2 separate regions of the Homo sapiens genome follow, and region 2 is linked to region 1. A link is a loop called in an ENCODE intact Hi-C map of the cell type or tissue named here. Cell type or tissue: heart right ventricle. All regions are shown on one strand.

Region 1 (8,000 bases):
AAGAAACTAATTAAACCCTTCGGTAGAGGAGGCCTTGATTACAAATTGCATATTGTGAAAAAGGATTTAGGTTTCATTTTTGTTGGAAAGGAAAATGGTATTTCAAAATGAATTTAATATGTGTACCCCTATCAGTTACCTAAGCCCAAGTCTCAAGACAATCTTAACAGTGTAGTGTCCCTTCTGGAGAATTAGAAGTGTCTCCCTTTGGGGTAAAGACTTTGGTAAACACTTCTTGGCTCTGGTTTCAGATTGCATCAGTTCTAAAACTAATTCCTGGCCCTAAACTAAGAACAAGCTTTGACTTGATTTTTAAACTGCTTTTAGAATAGAGTTTCCAATTTTTTATTTAAATATGCTTACTCTCACTTGCCCATGAAATTGGTGTATTCTGGCTTTCTCGTGCATATTCTGTTATAAATGTATTGATTAAATGTACTTTAAAAATCAATTTCTCACTCTTAAGATTAGAAAAAAACAAATATTAGTACATCCCTTTCTCCTTTTGGAGGATTTTTAATCTTAAATTTTCTCCCAGTAATGATTAGAAGTTAGAATGATTTTTTTTAAAGAACCTTATGGCCAGGCGCAGTGGCTCATGCCTGTATCCCAGAACTTTGGGAGGCTGAGGTAGGCAGATCACTTGAGGTCAGGAGTTTGAGACCAGCCTGGGCAACATGGTAAAACCCCGCCTCTACTGAAAATACAAAAAATTAGCCGGGCATGGTGGCGCATGCTTGTAATCCCAGCTACTTGGGAGGCTGAGGCAGGAGAATTGCTTGAACCCGGGAGGCGGAGGTTGCAGTGAGCGGAGATCATGCCACTGCACTCCAGCTTAGGCAACAGAGTGAGATTCCATCTCAAAAAATAAAATAAAATAAATAAATAAATAACATTATGCTTTTTAAATGGAGACATATAAAATTGTGAGTACTTTGAAGAGAGAATTTCTTATCACCTCTAACAAAACTGCTATTACAATTTTGGTGAATTTTTCCTCTAGTTGTTATTTGAAGGATACTTATATATAGTTTGAAAATCAGAGTAGATGTTCCATATTTCCTTTATTTTTTATTTTTATTTTTTATTTTTTAGATGGAATGTTGCTCTGTCACCCAGGCTGGAGTGCAATGGCATGATCTCGACTCACTGCAACCTCTGCCTCCTGGGTTCAAGCAATTCTTCGGCCTCAGCCTCCCGAGTAGCTGGGACTACAGGCACCTGCCACCACGCCTGGCTAATTTTTTGTATTTTTAGTAGAGACGGGGTTTCACTGTGTTAGCCAGGATGGTCTCGATCTCCTAACCTCGTGATCCACCTGCCTTGGCCTCCCAAAGTGCTGGGATTACTGGCGTGAGCCACCACGCCTGGCCGTTCCGTATTTCCTTTATGTTTTATTTTGCTGTTATTTGCCTAGCATATTCAAGGTACCAAATTAAGTATTGATTGATGGTAATAGTGATAACATTAAGACTTGGAGATCAGGTTAAAGACAGATATGCACCATGAATCCGTAATTGAATAAGACAGAAGGAAATTTAATTAGCCTTTTTCCTGTGTCCATAGCAGTGCTTTAATAAGAACAATAGAAAAGTCTTTTTTTTTTCCTTTAAATTGCTAATCCAGGATGTTTTCGATGCTTTTATGGAAGTCAGCTAACTAAATACCTTGAGAGAACAGCAATACCATCAAATTACATCTGTCTGTGACATTTTCTCTAGGATGGGACTAACAAATTTGATCTGTTTTTTTTTAATATGTATTAATTCACACTTATTGCATTACAACAAGGTTTTTGTCTTCTTAGCTCTTCTCTTTTTCAGGAAATTACTCCAGGATTTGAATCATCACAAGAGATTCACCAGAGGATTTTATACACTTGGGCTGTGGCAGCAGACTAATTACATCACAGCACTAGGTAAGATACCGGGAGTCCGGATCCTCAGGACTTATGAAAATAAAAAGCATTACTGTAATATTAGTGCTATTTATTGGAGTTATCTATGAAAAGAATCTTATTAATCTGCTTTTTTATTAGCTCACTTAGCAAATATTTATTGCATACCAACTATGTGCCAGGCATTGTTCCAGGTGTTTGGGCCACATCAGGGACCAAAAAAGACCAAAATTCCTGTCCTCGTGGATCTCACATTCTAGTATTCCTTTCCATATGCATTAGCTTGCTAGGGTTTCCATAACAAAATATGACAGACTGGGTAGCTTAAACAACAGGAATTAAATTTTTTTTTTTTTTTTTTTTACACTTCTAGAGGCTAGAAGTGCAAGAACAAGATGTTAGCAGGGTTGGTTTCTCCTAAGGACCATGAAGGAAGGATCTGTTCCAGGCCTCTGTCTTTGACTTGTAGATAAATGTCTTCTTCCTGTGTCTTCACATTGTTTTTTGTTTGTGTGTCCGTGTCCAAATTTCTTCTTCTTAGAAGGATACCAGTCATATTCAATTAGAGTCCATCCTAATGACTTCATTTTAACTTAATTACCTCTTTAAAGATCCTTTATCCCAAGATAGTCACATGCTGAGATATATGGTGTTAGGACTTCAACATGTGAATTTTGGGGGAACACAGCCCATAATATCACATATGATTACTGTGTATCCACATCTTTGTGTTGTCTGTGTTCTCCTATCCACATCCCTGAGATATCCAAAGCCATTTATGTTTACTTGCAAAATGTGTCCAGTGACCTGTAATTATGAGTGATTACTTTTCTAGGTATGACTTATTATTTTGAAAGTTTTACTTTTTAATTGACATATAATAGAGGTATAAATTTTCAGGGCACATGTGATTATTAAATACATTTGTATAATTTGTAAAGGTCAAATCAGTGTAATTGGGATATCTATCACCTTGTTTGTTTTTTATTTATGTTAGAAACATTTGAATTATTCTCTTTTCGCTATTTTGAAATATACAAGACATAATTTAATTTTAAGCTATACTAAAAAGTTCTTGGTTAGGAAGGATTATTCTACTTGGAATGATGCTCCATCTAGTGTTCACCATATTCTACTACTTTTGTTAAAGTTTTAAAAATGAATAAAGGGGAAACTGTGTTGAAGAAGGGGTCCTCTATTTAACAGTTAGGTTCTTACTCACAGAGCACTATGGATTCATAGTAAAAAAAAAAATATTGTTTCAAATACCATATGTGGGAGGAAAGAGCGGTCTATATAAGACATTACTTTTAATAATTCAAGAAATATCGTTACCATCATTTACTGTCACCACCAGTTACGATGTACTTTTATCCCATGAGGAGACTGAGACTGAGTTTAGTCATTTACCCAAAATTTCACAGATCTTGGTCAGGTACAAGTCAGTGATGGAGATATTGTTTGCCCTACATACACTGTGTAATTCCTGAATTTGAACTCCTAATTATTCAGAATAAATAAAAAGAGACAAAAAGACACAAACTTGTCCTGATGCACTTTTTAGATATGAACACATGTAAGCATATACCTAATTGGGTACTGAAGTTTCCCTTCAATTTTAGTACATTTTAATCCTTGTCTTATATTGAAATGTTATCTTTTTGTTCAGTATTTTATCATTGTTGATGTGCTGTGTCAGAATGTGTCTGTCCATCTTAGATAGTAAATTTATAAATGACAGGACTTAATCCACAACCAAATCAGCATATTATAGTTTATTTCATTGTATATCTTGAATGAAATTGAAAAATTTAAATAACTATTTAAAAGTTTGGACTTTCCTCTTTGTAGTTTTAAAACATAATTTTTGTTTTTCTCTTGTACAAGTTGAATGGGGCAGCTTGACTGCTTGGAGACATCAGGAAAGACTTCCAGGGAAACAGGAGTTTAGTAGGATAAACATGGCTTACAATAGGATGCTTCAGGAATACAGAAAGGTCCTTGTAAATTCATAGGCGTGTGTCAGAGCTTGACACTTTTGGGTAAATGTAAGTAGTAACAGTGCAGGCAGTGGTGTTGAAAAATGACAGTGGATTAAAAGGCATAGCCTAAACTTAAAAGATAACTATGAAGCTGCTCAAAGAGCTTAACAATGGGAGTGGAATGAACATATTGGACTTATCAAAATATTATATAATGGACAATCTAAATAGGCTTATATATATTAAATAATTGAATTAATAATGATAATTTCTAGAACAGAAAGCACCAAGTCCAGATGGGCTCATTGGCAAATCCTACCAAATATTTAAGAAAAATATTGTACCAATGCTCTATAATCTTTCAGAAGACAGAAGCAGAGGAAACATTTCCTAACTCATTTTATGAGGCCATAATTACTCTAATATCTAATACCAAAATCAGACAGAGACATTAGAAAAAAAGAAAACTACAGACAAATATGGCTTATGAACATAGATGCAAAAGTCCTCAACAAAATATTAGCAAATCCAATCCAATGATGTATAAAGATAATTATGCATTATGACCAAGTGCAGTTTATTCTAATAATGCAAATCTGGTTCACCATTTGAAAATCAATTAATGTAATCTGTCATATCAACAGGCTAAAGAAGAAAAATCACATGATCATATCAATAGATGCAGAAAAAGCATCTGACAAAAACCAGCTCTCATTCATGATCAGAACTCTCAGCAAACTAGTAATAGAGGGGAACTTACTCAACTTGATAAAGAACATATGCAAAAATCTTTCAGCTAACATCGTACTTAATGGTAAGAAATTGAAGCTTTCCCACTAAGATCAGGAGCAAGGCAAGGACGTCTCCTTTGACCAACCCTTTTCAACATCATATTTATTGGAAGTCCTAGCTAATGCAATAAGACAAGAAAAAGAAGTAAAAAGTATACAGATTGGGAAGAAGAAAATAGAACTGCCTTTGTTTGCAGATGACATGATTATCTATGTAGAAAATCTGAAAGAATTGACCAAAAAAACCCTCCTGGAGCTAATAAGCAATGATAACAAGGTGGCAAAAATAGGTTGATATACAAAAGTTAATTGCTTTCCTATATGCCAGCAACAAACAAATGAGATTTGAAATTAAAACCAAAATCCCATTTACAATAATACCCCCAACTTAAATACTTAGGCATAAAACTAACAAAAATATGTAAGACCTTTATAAGGGAAGTTATAAAACTCTGATGAACATATAAAAAGCTAAATAAAGGAGAGAGATTCCATGTTTATGGATAGGAAGACTCAATATTACCAAGACATCACTTCTTCCCAACTTGATGTATAGATCCAAGGCAGACCAAACCAAAATCCCAGAAAATAATTTCCTGGATATTAACAGAATCTTTTTTTTTTTTTTTTTTTTTCCTGAAACGGAGTCTCACTGTGTTGCCCAGGCTGGAGTGCAGTGGGGCGATCTCGGCTCACTGCAAGCTCCGCCTCCCAGGTTCACACCATTCTCCTGCCTCAGCTTCCCGAGTAGCTGGGACTACAGGCGCCCGCCACCACGCCCGGCTAATTTTTTGTATTTATAGTAGAGATGGGGTTTCACCCTGTTCACCGGGATGGTCTCAATCTCCTGACCTCGTGATCCCCCCGCCTCGGCCTCCCAAAGTGCTGGGATTGCAGGCGTGAGCCACTGTGCCCGGCCTATTAACAGATTCTTAAGTTTATAAGGACAGGCAAAAGACCTAGTATAGCAAACATAATATTGAAGAAGCACAAAGTTGGAGGACTGTCACTACCTGACTTCAAGACTTACTATAAAGCTACAGTAATAAGGACAGTATGGTATTTGCAAAATAATAGAAAAATAGATCAATGGAACAGAATAGAGAGCACAGGTATAGACCCATACAAATACTATCAACTGATTTTTTTTATAAAGGAGCAAAGGGAATACAATGGAGAAAAGATAAGTTTTCAACAAATGGTGCTGAACAAGGGGATGTTCACATGCAAAAAGATGAATCTAGACACAGATCTTAAACTTCACAAAAATCAGCTCAAAATGGATTATAGACTGAAATGTAAAATGCTAAACTATGAAACTCCTAGAAGATAACAGAAGAAAATCTAGATGACCTTGGGTTTGAGGTGAATATTTTAGATCCAACACCAAAGGCATGATCCATGAAAGAAATAATTGATAAGTTGTACTTCATTAAATTAAAAACGTTTAATCTGTGAAAGCACTGTCAAGAGAATGAAATGACAAGCCACAGACTGGGAGAAAACATTTGCAAAATACATTTGATAAAGGACTGGGGTCCAAAGTACTCTAAAAACTCACCAAAGAAGACATACAGATAGCAAATAAGCATATGAAATTGTCGACATTGTATGCCATTAGCAAATTGCAAATTAAAACGAGATACCACTACATACATATTAGAATGGCTCAAATGCAAAACATTAACAACATCAAATGCCAAATGCTGGTGCAGCAAGAACTCTTCATTCATTGCTGGTGGGAATGCATAATGGTAGAGCCGTTACACAGTGCCAATCATAATCCGAAAGACAAAATCCCAAATGCCATAATCTCAAATGCCTATGAAGTGTTCGGTTGTGTTTTTATGTTTCTCAAACAAACCTCCTTTACAAATGTAAGTAAATGTCTTTAAAAAATTGTTTTTTAATTATCTTTCCAGAATTATATTGTGATTTTGGTCTATCAGGATCAGGATTTTTGGGATTTTAGACTTTAGGGATTTTGATCTTTTGGGATTTCAACATTTGATATTACAGCATTTGCAATTGTATCTTTCAGGAGTATGGCCCAAACCCCAGCCATGTAGAAAACAATTTGATAATTTCTTAAAAAACTAAACACCCAGCCACTGTTGAAAATAGTTTGTCAATTTCTTAAAAAAACTAAACACACTTTTGCCATACAATCCAGTAATCATGAGCCTTGGTATTTACTCAGATGAGTTGAAAAGTTATGTCCACATAAAACCTGCATGCAGATGTTTATAGCAGCTTTATTCATAATTGTCAAAAATTGGAGGCAACCAAATTGTCTCTTAGTAGGTGAATGGATGAATAAACTGTAGTACATCCAGACAATGGAATATTTTTCAGTGCTAAAAAGAAATAAGCTATCAGCTGGGTGCAGTGGCTCACGCCTATAATCCCAGCAGTTTGAGAGGCCGAGGTGGATGGATCACTTGTGCCCAAGAGTTCGAGACCACCCTGGCCAACATGGCAAAAACCCATCTCTACAAAAAATACAAAAATTAGCCAAACGTGGTGGCATGTGCCTGTAGTCCCAGCTACTTGGGGGGACTGAGAGAGGAGGATTGCTTGAGCCCGGAAAGGAGAGGCTGTAGTGAGCCATGTTTGTGCCACTGCATTCCAGCCTGGGCACAGAGTGAGACCCTGTCTCAAAAAAAAAAAAAAAAAAAAGGAAAAGAAAAAGAAGCCATCAAGCTGTGAAAAGACATAGAGAAATCTTAAATGCACATTGCTAAGTGAAATGAGCCAATCTGAAAAAGCTATATACTATATGACTTCAACCATATGACATTCTGGAAAAGACAAAACTATGGAGACAGTAGAAAGGTCAATGGTTGTGAGAGATTGGAGGGAGGGAGGAAAAACTGTGAAGAATGTAGGGAATTTTTAGGGCAGTGAAACTATTCTATATGGTACTATAATGGTGAATGAATGTACTTATGTGTTTGTCAAAACCCATAGAATGTACAACACCAAAAGTGAACTCTAATGTAAACCATGGACTTTGGATGATAATAAAATGTCAATATAGGCTAGTTGATTGTAACAAAGGCAAGAGGTGTTAATTGTGGGGAGGCTGTGTGTGTGTGTGTGTGTGTATGTATGTGTATGTATGTGTGTGTGGGAGCAAAAGTCATAAAAGAAAATTCTCTGCACTTTCTGCTCTATTTTGCTGTGAACTTAAAACTGCTCTAAAAAATAAAGTTGATTTTTTTAAAAAGCATGCTATCAGTAAGCCACCCAGACTTCAATCTGTTTCACTCTTGAATGAATTCACATCAGGCATCCTTTTTACATAACTTTAAATTGATTTTTAAGAAT
Region 2 (8,000 bases), 98 kb before region 1:
TTGGCAAATACACTTGCACAATTCAGCAGCAATAAAGCATAACAAGTTAAGATCCCAGGCCGAAGAAGTGGAGAGAACTTGGTTCTCCTTCTGGTTTATGTTTTGCACTTGCCCTAAGACCTTGAGGACATCACCTCACTGAGTTTCATTTTTCTCAGCTATACAGTTAGGGCTTCAATACCCACTTCACAGAATTCTACAAAGTACCTAACACAATGCTTGGCCAGTGCAATCATGTGGATGCTGGGAATTTGTATTATCTCATCTGACTCCAAAGAGCCCTGGAAAGGAAGCAGGTAGGGACAGATCCTTCCCATTTCATGGACTCAGAGAAGAAACGGCCATGTTTCTTGGTGTCCTGAGCTTCACTTCAGGAACTGGTAGTCCAAAGGAACTGTATCGTTCAGAACGGAGGTAAAACAGGCTTTTGTGGGCTAGCCTGTATCCATCCCCCTCCCACCTCCCCTCCCACCACAGTACCTGTTTCTCTTGGAAGGCAAGTTCCCAGTTCCAGTGGCAGCCAGAATTCTTTCTATGCTCTTTTAGAAGGTGGGAGATGCCTGCCTAGACTGTTCAGTGGTCTTAAAAAAGAGACCATAAAATTCATGGTTGCATAAAATATAGTTTTCATAGATTTAAATTGCATTTTAAATGCACTAAGGCTTCATCTTTGAGCTTTTCAGAAATGTGGGATTTCAGACTCCATCTTTAGGGTTGCCTTATTTAGCAAATAAAAAACAGTGTGCCAGTTAAGCATGAGTATGGCCCTTGGAATGTTTGGGGCATAATTATACCAAGACATCTTATTGTCTTTCTGACATTTAGATTTAACTGGGCATCTCATGTTTTATCTGGCAACCCTACCCACCTTGGGTCTACTGAATCCAAATCTGGATTTTCACAAGATCCCCATGGAATTCGTGTGCGAATTCAAGTGTGAGAAGCATTGCATTGGGAGCCTTGCCATCAAAGCCCTGAATGAATCCTTTTTGTAACAAATCTGTTGGTAAAATATAATGCACTATTTATAAAGAGCCTGATTATTCCCAAATCAACCATTTGCACACATCTGTGTGTTCATGTGTTAGGTTTTCTTAATACAGGCTACCCTTGCACTGTTGTCAGTTGAAGGGAAGAATTCCTTGCTTTGGTAAGAAGCCCTAGCCCCTCTCAAGGACCTATTTTCCTCATCTGTAAAATGGGCTACATCCTTAGCATCCGTGCCAGCCTGTGGTGACCAGCTGAGGTGGCCCCAAGGGGATGCATGGCTAGAGCCCACGCCAGGTCCCTCCTCAGCCTCCTCACAAAGGACCGAATGACTTGGCTCTGTGATCCCATCCCCCAGAGACTTTGGTGTGACTGTGGTGACCCTTGGCATAGCGCACCCCCCCGACTGCCTCCTCATCTCAAAACTTTCCAAACCATGACTTTTATAGCAGGGCTTTAGGAATCGCCTGGCTCTACCCTCTCACTTCATGGCTACAGATACTTGTGCCCTGAGAGAGCAAGTGAATTTCCCAAAGCCAACAGCAAGCCCTCTGATTGCTGCTCTACCAAACCAAAATGATTTCAGTTCTCATGAAACCTAAGGCCTGACTAAGGAAGATTAAGAAACCTGGTGGTGGTCGGGTCCTGTAGTGGGGTGGGAGGAGGGGGGAGGGATAGTATTAGGAGATATACCTAATGTAAATGACGAGTTAATGAGTGCAGCACACCAACATGGCACATGTATACATATGTAACAAACCTGCAGGTTGTGCACATGTACCCTAGAACTTAAAGTATAATAAAAAAAAAAGAAAGAAAGAAACCTGGTGGTGGTCATACGCCTAGTTTGTCTTGGTTGTGTGGTCTTGGGTAAGTCATTTCTCTCTCTAACCTATTCCCTGCCCCCACCCCTCCATAATATGGGGAATACACATTTTCCTGTTCCCCTAGGTCTCCTTTCTACCTGGTTAAGGTTTTATTTTAAGATCCAGTGGTAGATCTTGGTCTGTCAATTGGTCCTAGAGTGGAATGCTTTATGAAATCACTGGTACATGTGTTAGGTCAGAGACTTAATACCATGACATCATGAAAGATGTCTTTAGACCCTTTCTCTCCTCATTGCTAACAAAGATTTTATGAACTGTGTTTCAGCTGGACAAAAAAGATGTTCTAGAGCATTCTAAGATCGCCTGGGGCTTTTGTTAAAATGCAGATTCTGGTTCCACAAGTCTGGGGTGGGGCCTGAGGCTCTGCATTTCTAGTGATGCTGATGTAGCTGGTCCAGGGATCACACTTTCAGTTGCAAGATTTGAAAACAATCTGTTATTAGTGTAGAATCAATACTTATGAGATAAGGGACTTAAGAGGCAAGTCCCTTGTTCAGGGCTAAAGACCCAGTGACAGTAATAGGGTCTAGCCTGGAGCCCAGATCTTTTAATGTCTTGTCTTTGACATCTGACTTATCTGTCTATTTTATCTGCAGCTATGAGTTTCTAGAATCTGAACAGCCCTTAAAATACTTTGCTGCTTAATTATGTAGCAAAGTAGGTTCTTCTTTAGGAAAGAGAGTGACTCAGTAGAAAGCCATTGGAAGGGGGAGAAATACAGCTAGCATTTGATCAACCCTTTCACCAGAAGTTTTTATACTTGAGATTATAAACATTCTTTCTGTATTTATGGATGCAAACTACAGTCCTGGGGAGGCCCCAGTCTGTTTTTGTATGCCTCTGAGCTAAGAATGGTTTTATAGTTTTAAAGTGTTGTTAAAAAACAACAATAACAAACAAACAAGGAAGAATATGCAACAGAGAGGGTGTGTAGCCTATGGAGCCTAAAATATTTACGGTCTGGCCCTTTTACAGAAAAAGTTTGCTGACCCATGATCTAGAGTACCCAAAGATTTGCATGTTCTTTTTTTTTTTTTTCTAGTCAGCAAGAGGCCCAGCCTTATAGCTTTGAAATATAGTGAGGTCAAGACGTAGGGGAGGCAGCCTGCGTTGGTGGGAACTGCCCAGACATCTTAGCTGTGTGACCCTGAGCACATTACTTCACCTCTCTGAGCTTGTGTCCTAGCTTCACAAAATGAGGACAAAGATTGCTGCCTGGTAGAGTTATTGCAATGATGAGACATGCCTGTAGAGTTTAACGCTTGGAAGGTGCACAGAAAATGATAACTATTGTTATTAGGGGTGGCCATTTGAACGCTTATGGCATTAATGGACAGATATCATGTTACTCCCATCAGGTCTGAAGGCCCTCCCAATGAACTGGGAGCAGTCTTTTAGGAGAGAAAAATACTCTGCTCCAGTATCCCCCCATCCCACCTCCAGAGCAGAAAGCTCCTTTTTAGCCAGCTAGACAGACAGGGTTCCATGGTGGCTTGCAGACTTTCATCGGGCGAGCTCTCTCCCCAAAGACTGGCCTTTCCACAGCTGAGACTATTAGAAGGCGTCTTCTGTTCCTATGTCCTAGGATGTGATTCAGCAAACAGGCACGTAGTGAGAGCCCCAGGCTGGGATTGTGAGTGCTGGAATGAAACCCTTCTCTTTATGGCTCCATCTGGAGTGTGTGGGTGGTGGACTAGAATCAGTGGTTTTGCTGACCTTGTTTTTAAGCTGCTGCAGCCTTAAGGTCCAAAATGGAAAACAGACCAACTTGGAGTTAGCTGGGGCTAATTCTAAACCTGGCTGAGTTTGAAAACTCAGCTCCTGGGGTGTGTCTGAATCTCAGGGAGAGTGTAATGCTTTTCTTGCCCATAGATGGCAGCATCTGCACTCTTTGCCGGCTCTGTGAATGTGTGTGTGCACGTGCACGTATGTGTTACACACGTGTGCACGCATGGGAGTCATAGTTTCTTACTTTGGTAAATCTTGAGCTGCGGTGGTCCCAGCCCTAGGCCAGGCTCTGGGATACATGGGAGCAATTGGGGAGGCTGACTTGCAAATAGACTATTACAGTAGAGTGTGACCGGGCAGATTAGGGGGTGTGGAGGTCTGTACGGAGACTACACGGAGGACTCAGGAACAGAGTGCCATTGCATCTGGCTGGAGCCTGGTGGGGTATAGTGGAAGACAGGAAGCCATGAGGGCCAAGGCTCAAGGAGTTGAAGGGGACAGGTCATGAAGAATGTGGAGAGATTTGTTAAGGATCTTGGACTTTATCTGGGGCCATAGTGGAGCCATGGTAGGTCTGGGCAGAGGAGTGGCATGGTCTGGGCTTGCTCTAAGGAGGATGCATTGTAGGAGGGAGAGGTTGCAGGAGGATCAGTTAGGAAGGTTCTGCAGTCATGCAGGCAAGAGGTGATGGGGCTATGGACCCAGATGTTGGCATTGGGGTGGGGAGAAGGGGGGACACTCTGGATGCAGTCAGGGGTTGAACTAGCAAGACATGGTGATACACTGGAGGGGAGAGTGACAGAGCAAAAGGGGTGAGTGGTGTGTTGAGGAGGGTGAGGGCCTGGTGTCTGGACTGGTCCACCGGGTGGATGGTGGATGGTGGATGGTAGTGCTGTTTGCCGAGATGAGGTGCAGTAGGGGAGGAGCACATTGTACTTGGGAACAAATGCAGCACCACCATGTGCATCTGAGGATGAGAGTGCAATTTGGGGTGTGTAGAAAGAAGGGGGGCTGGATTCGAAAGGCTCATCCTCACACAGAGTTGACAGAGTGCGGGAGGTCATTAGTCATTTGCAGAAACAACAGAACCCAACTCTGCTTTGGTCTGTCCCTTGGAACCAGGAAGTTTCTGCCATAGTCTTTGAGAAAGACCCACAGAGGTGGGCACCAGGTCCTGCAGCCCAGATAAGTGTCTGGCCTCTGACCTCTCTGGTTTTGGGTACCGTGACTCCACTTCCGTGGCTGTGTCCCGTGTCAGTCACAATGCACAAGTCATCAGGACTGTCTGAACCATTTACTGTCAGCCTGAGAACAGGGCTTGTTTGTGTCTTAATCCCAGGAGCCTGCACGGCCCTGCCATCTTCGGGATCTTGGACTCTCCCCTCGGCTTAGGGAAGCTGGTTTAGGCAGAGAAATTTTCCAGTGTGGGCAGGAGCCAGTTTGCTCAGCTTCCCTCTGAATGTAGATGACTGGAATTCTTAGTGGCGAAGAACGGTGAAGATCCAAGTTGTCCCTGAGAGGCGGGAGGACTGAGCTGCATACTCCACGATGAGCTGATGTGGGATGGTCCTTCATCCACTCATCTAGCATATGTCCACTGGCACTGCCATTTGCAGGGCACATGCCATGCTGAAGCTTTAGAGGTGAAGCAGACAGAATCCTTGCCTCCAAGGAGCTTACAGCCTAGAGGGAGAGAAAGTCCTATCACCAGACACTGATAATGCAGTCTTGCTCAGCAGTAGTGCATTAGAACAATAATAGACTGATGCTGAGGTACAGAGCTGCGAATATGACATATCAACAGGGTGGGTCCCCAAATCGCACATGTGCAGGATGAGAAAGATACAATTTGCAGGCAAAAGACTTAGAAATTTAATTATTAATAATCAGGGTAATAATTAGAGTAAACACATGCCTTGTGCAAAACCCTGAACATGTTTTATCTCATGGTAGGTTCTAATATTATCCCTCTTTGAACAGCAAAGGCAACTGAGACTCCGAGAAGTGATGTAGCTTGCTCAAGTTACACAGTTAAGTGAGGGCCCAGTTTATATAACTTCAGAGTACTAACGTACAGCTCTGAAGTTGACTGTAAACTGAATTCAGCCATGCAATAGGGCTGCCTTAAATGCAAATGGGATTTTAGGCTCAATTAATAGAAGCATGATATCTCTAATGAAGGAGGTGAGAGTCCTGCTTGCCCTGTCCTGGATAGAGCTTGACTGATTGTCTAATTCTGGGTCTTGTGCTGTCAGTAGGGACAGGTTTCATCTGGAGCAGATCAGGGAACAGGGTGAGCGAACCGGAAACCCTGGTCTCAGGAAGAGCTGGAGGAAAGGGGGTGCACAATTTGTAGAAGACTTGAGGGGCCCAGGATCACTGTCTTCAAATCTCCAAAGAGCCATCAGGAAAGAGGGGGACAGACCTGTTCTGGCTGACCCAAAAGGAGGCAGAGCTAATACCAGCAGGTACAAGGCATAAGAAGAGAGAGATTTTAGTGCATCCTTAGGACAATTCTTTTACGCAGCCAAACCCTCCAGCAGCAGGTCTTGCAGCCTTGGCAGGTAGTGAGTGCGGTGTTGCTGGATGTGTGCAAGTACTGATTGTGTGACCCCTGGTGGAGGGGAGGAAAGGGGTTGAAACATCAAATGGGGATTTGACCAGATGACCTTGAACTCCCCCTGAGGCTGACATTCTGTGCCCTTTGTTTACAGGTAGTGCTCATAGCTCTCTTTGTCCAGTGCTTCGGCCTTGGTCCCAGCGCCTTCCCACGGAGCAGCACTCTTCACCCTGCACAGCCTTGTTAGGTAGGTAGAGCAATACAGACACCTGTCGTCCTCTTAAACCCCGCCCTGGCTGCCCAGGGAAGCCTGGAGGGGACTTCAGTGGTGGAAGCAGCCGCTGTAGCCACAGTGGATTCAGTGGGAGTCCCTGAGGTCTTCCTAATAAGGCTCAGAGTGCGTCTCTGCTCCTTTCCTGTCCTTGAGAGGGAGGTCAGGCGAGAGTGATCTTGTAGGGAGGAGGCCGGGACTGGGCTCGGTGCCCGGATGCCTGGCTCCCACCCTGGCTGTGCTGGTTGCTTGCTATGTGACTTTAGGAGAGTTGCTTTCCCTCTCAAGGCCTTGGTTGCTATTCTGTAGAAGAGCAGAGTCCCCATAAAGAGGAGGTGCAGGAATTCTTCCCAGAGGCTTTGGAGAGGTGAGAAAAATGGGGGTCCATTTGCCAAGTCTCTGGACTTGTTGACCAGAGGAGGAGCACCTGAGGTGTGTGAGTCATGGGGAAGCGGATGAGTCATGCCCGCTGGGGCCAGCTGGCAGGGTGGGGCCCACCTGACTATCAGATTCACAGGTGACCTGCTGAAGTAGGTGGGGAGGTGGGGGGAGGAGTGCAGAGTCCTGGGCTGGAAGCCAGGAGACTGGCTCACCTCCCAGCTTCAGCCTCGGTTTCTCCACCTGTAGGATGGGTGCCTTGGTCTCCCCCTACCCACCTAACAAAGCTGCTGTGTGGACCCAACGAGCTTGTAGATGCCAAAGGGCTTTGTGACCAGTGAGACAGGAAGGATCACTACTAGGGGGAATCGCCCAGCTTCCAACACCCAAACAGAAGTGAATTTCTAATGAGCAATTGTGCAAGAACCCAGGAAAACACCCCTCCAACCCACGCCATCCCTTTTCTGCCAAAAGGAGAAGGGGATGAATGAATACAGGACTTACGCGTCTGCTGTGGCCCAGCTGGCTTCCAGATGGTGACATGAGCCACCCACAGCCGGAGCTGTTCCTCTTTCCCAAAGCTCAGGTGAAAGGGCTTTTTGGTGGTCCCCAGGATGTTGTGCCCCAAAAGCCAGGGATTCCCAAAAGGTCTGCCGGGCCCAGAAAGCTGACTCACCCCATCAGCGGCTATCCAAAGGTTCTGCTGACAAAGAGGTAGCCCTAGTGCTGCCCTAATAGGAGGACTTGAGGGCCGGGTCTTGGCTCTGATGCATCTGCCTTTGAGACTGAGCCCTGATAACTCCAAAAGCCAAGTTGCCTCAATGTAATCTGTCAACAAAAAGAATGTTATGCTCTGTTGATGCTTTTGGTGACTATGACACAGGGGCCCTGTCTTCCGCAGACCCTGCAGGGCCAGGCTGGCATAGACCCAGCTGAGCAACCGTCGCCTGAGAGCTTTGCTTATTCATCCCTCTTTACTCCTCTGCCCCCTGCAATGTACCAGCCCTGTGCCCACCTCCACGGAACCTTGGTTCAATCAGGGAGGCCCCAGTGACCTCCTCGATGTCCAATCCAGTGCTCTTTCCTCAGGACTCCATGTGCCAGTCTCTAGTGCAGTTCCAGAAACTCCCTCCTTTTGCTTCTGGGAGGCTGCACTGTCTGGTTTATTTCCTCTTCTCTTTTTAGTTAG

What was found. A loop is a pair of places that touch in the nucleus more often than their neighbours do. Peaks named below come from ENCODE experiments on the same cell type or tissue, not always from the same donor. Only the 100,000 strongest peaks of a DNase experiment are listed, where the experiment ranks them.
Region 2: a loop joins it to region 1, with 5 times the contacts of the local background. A loop is called at or near these places in 40 of 110 quality-filtered maps.

Annotation. Positions count from the first base shown.
Region 1 is chr9:121,373,408-121,381,407 of GRCh38, forward strand. LOC102723324 (a long non-coding RNA gene) reads left to right here. Exons shown (of 7, transcript NR_187160.1): 2 at 1,824-1,918. Among named protein-coding and RNA genes, the nearest start is that of STOM, 7.2 kb to the left of the region's middle. In heart right ventricle, a CTCF peak has its summit at 3,003 (motif pointing left); no DNase peak of the experiment used is centred here; H3K27ac peaks cover 2,840 bases.
Region 2 is chr9:121,275,154-121,283,153 of GRCh38, forward strand. It overlaps GSN (gelsolin), which reads left to right. Exons shown (of 18, transcript NM_198252.3): 2 at 6,317-6,409. It overlaps GSN-AS1 (GSN antisense RNA 1), which reads right to left. Exons shown (of 1, transcript NR_103560.1): 1 at 5,615-8,000. Among named protein-coding and RNA genes, the nearest start is that of GSN-AS1, 6.4 kb to the right of the region's middle. RefSeq lists an enhancer at 6,321-7,520. In heart right ventricle, a CTCF peak has its summit at 3,737 (motif pointing right); DNase peaks (open chromatin) are centred at 3,628, 6,628, 7,228, 7,788 and 2 weaker places; H3K4me3 peaks cover 1,372 bases; H3K27ac peaks cover 7,198 bases.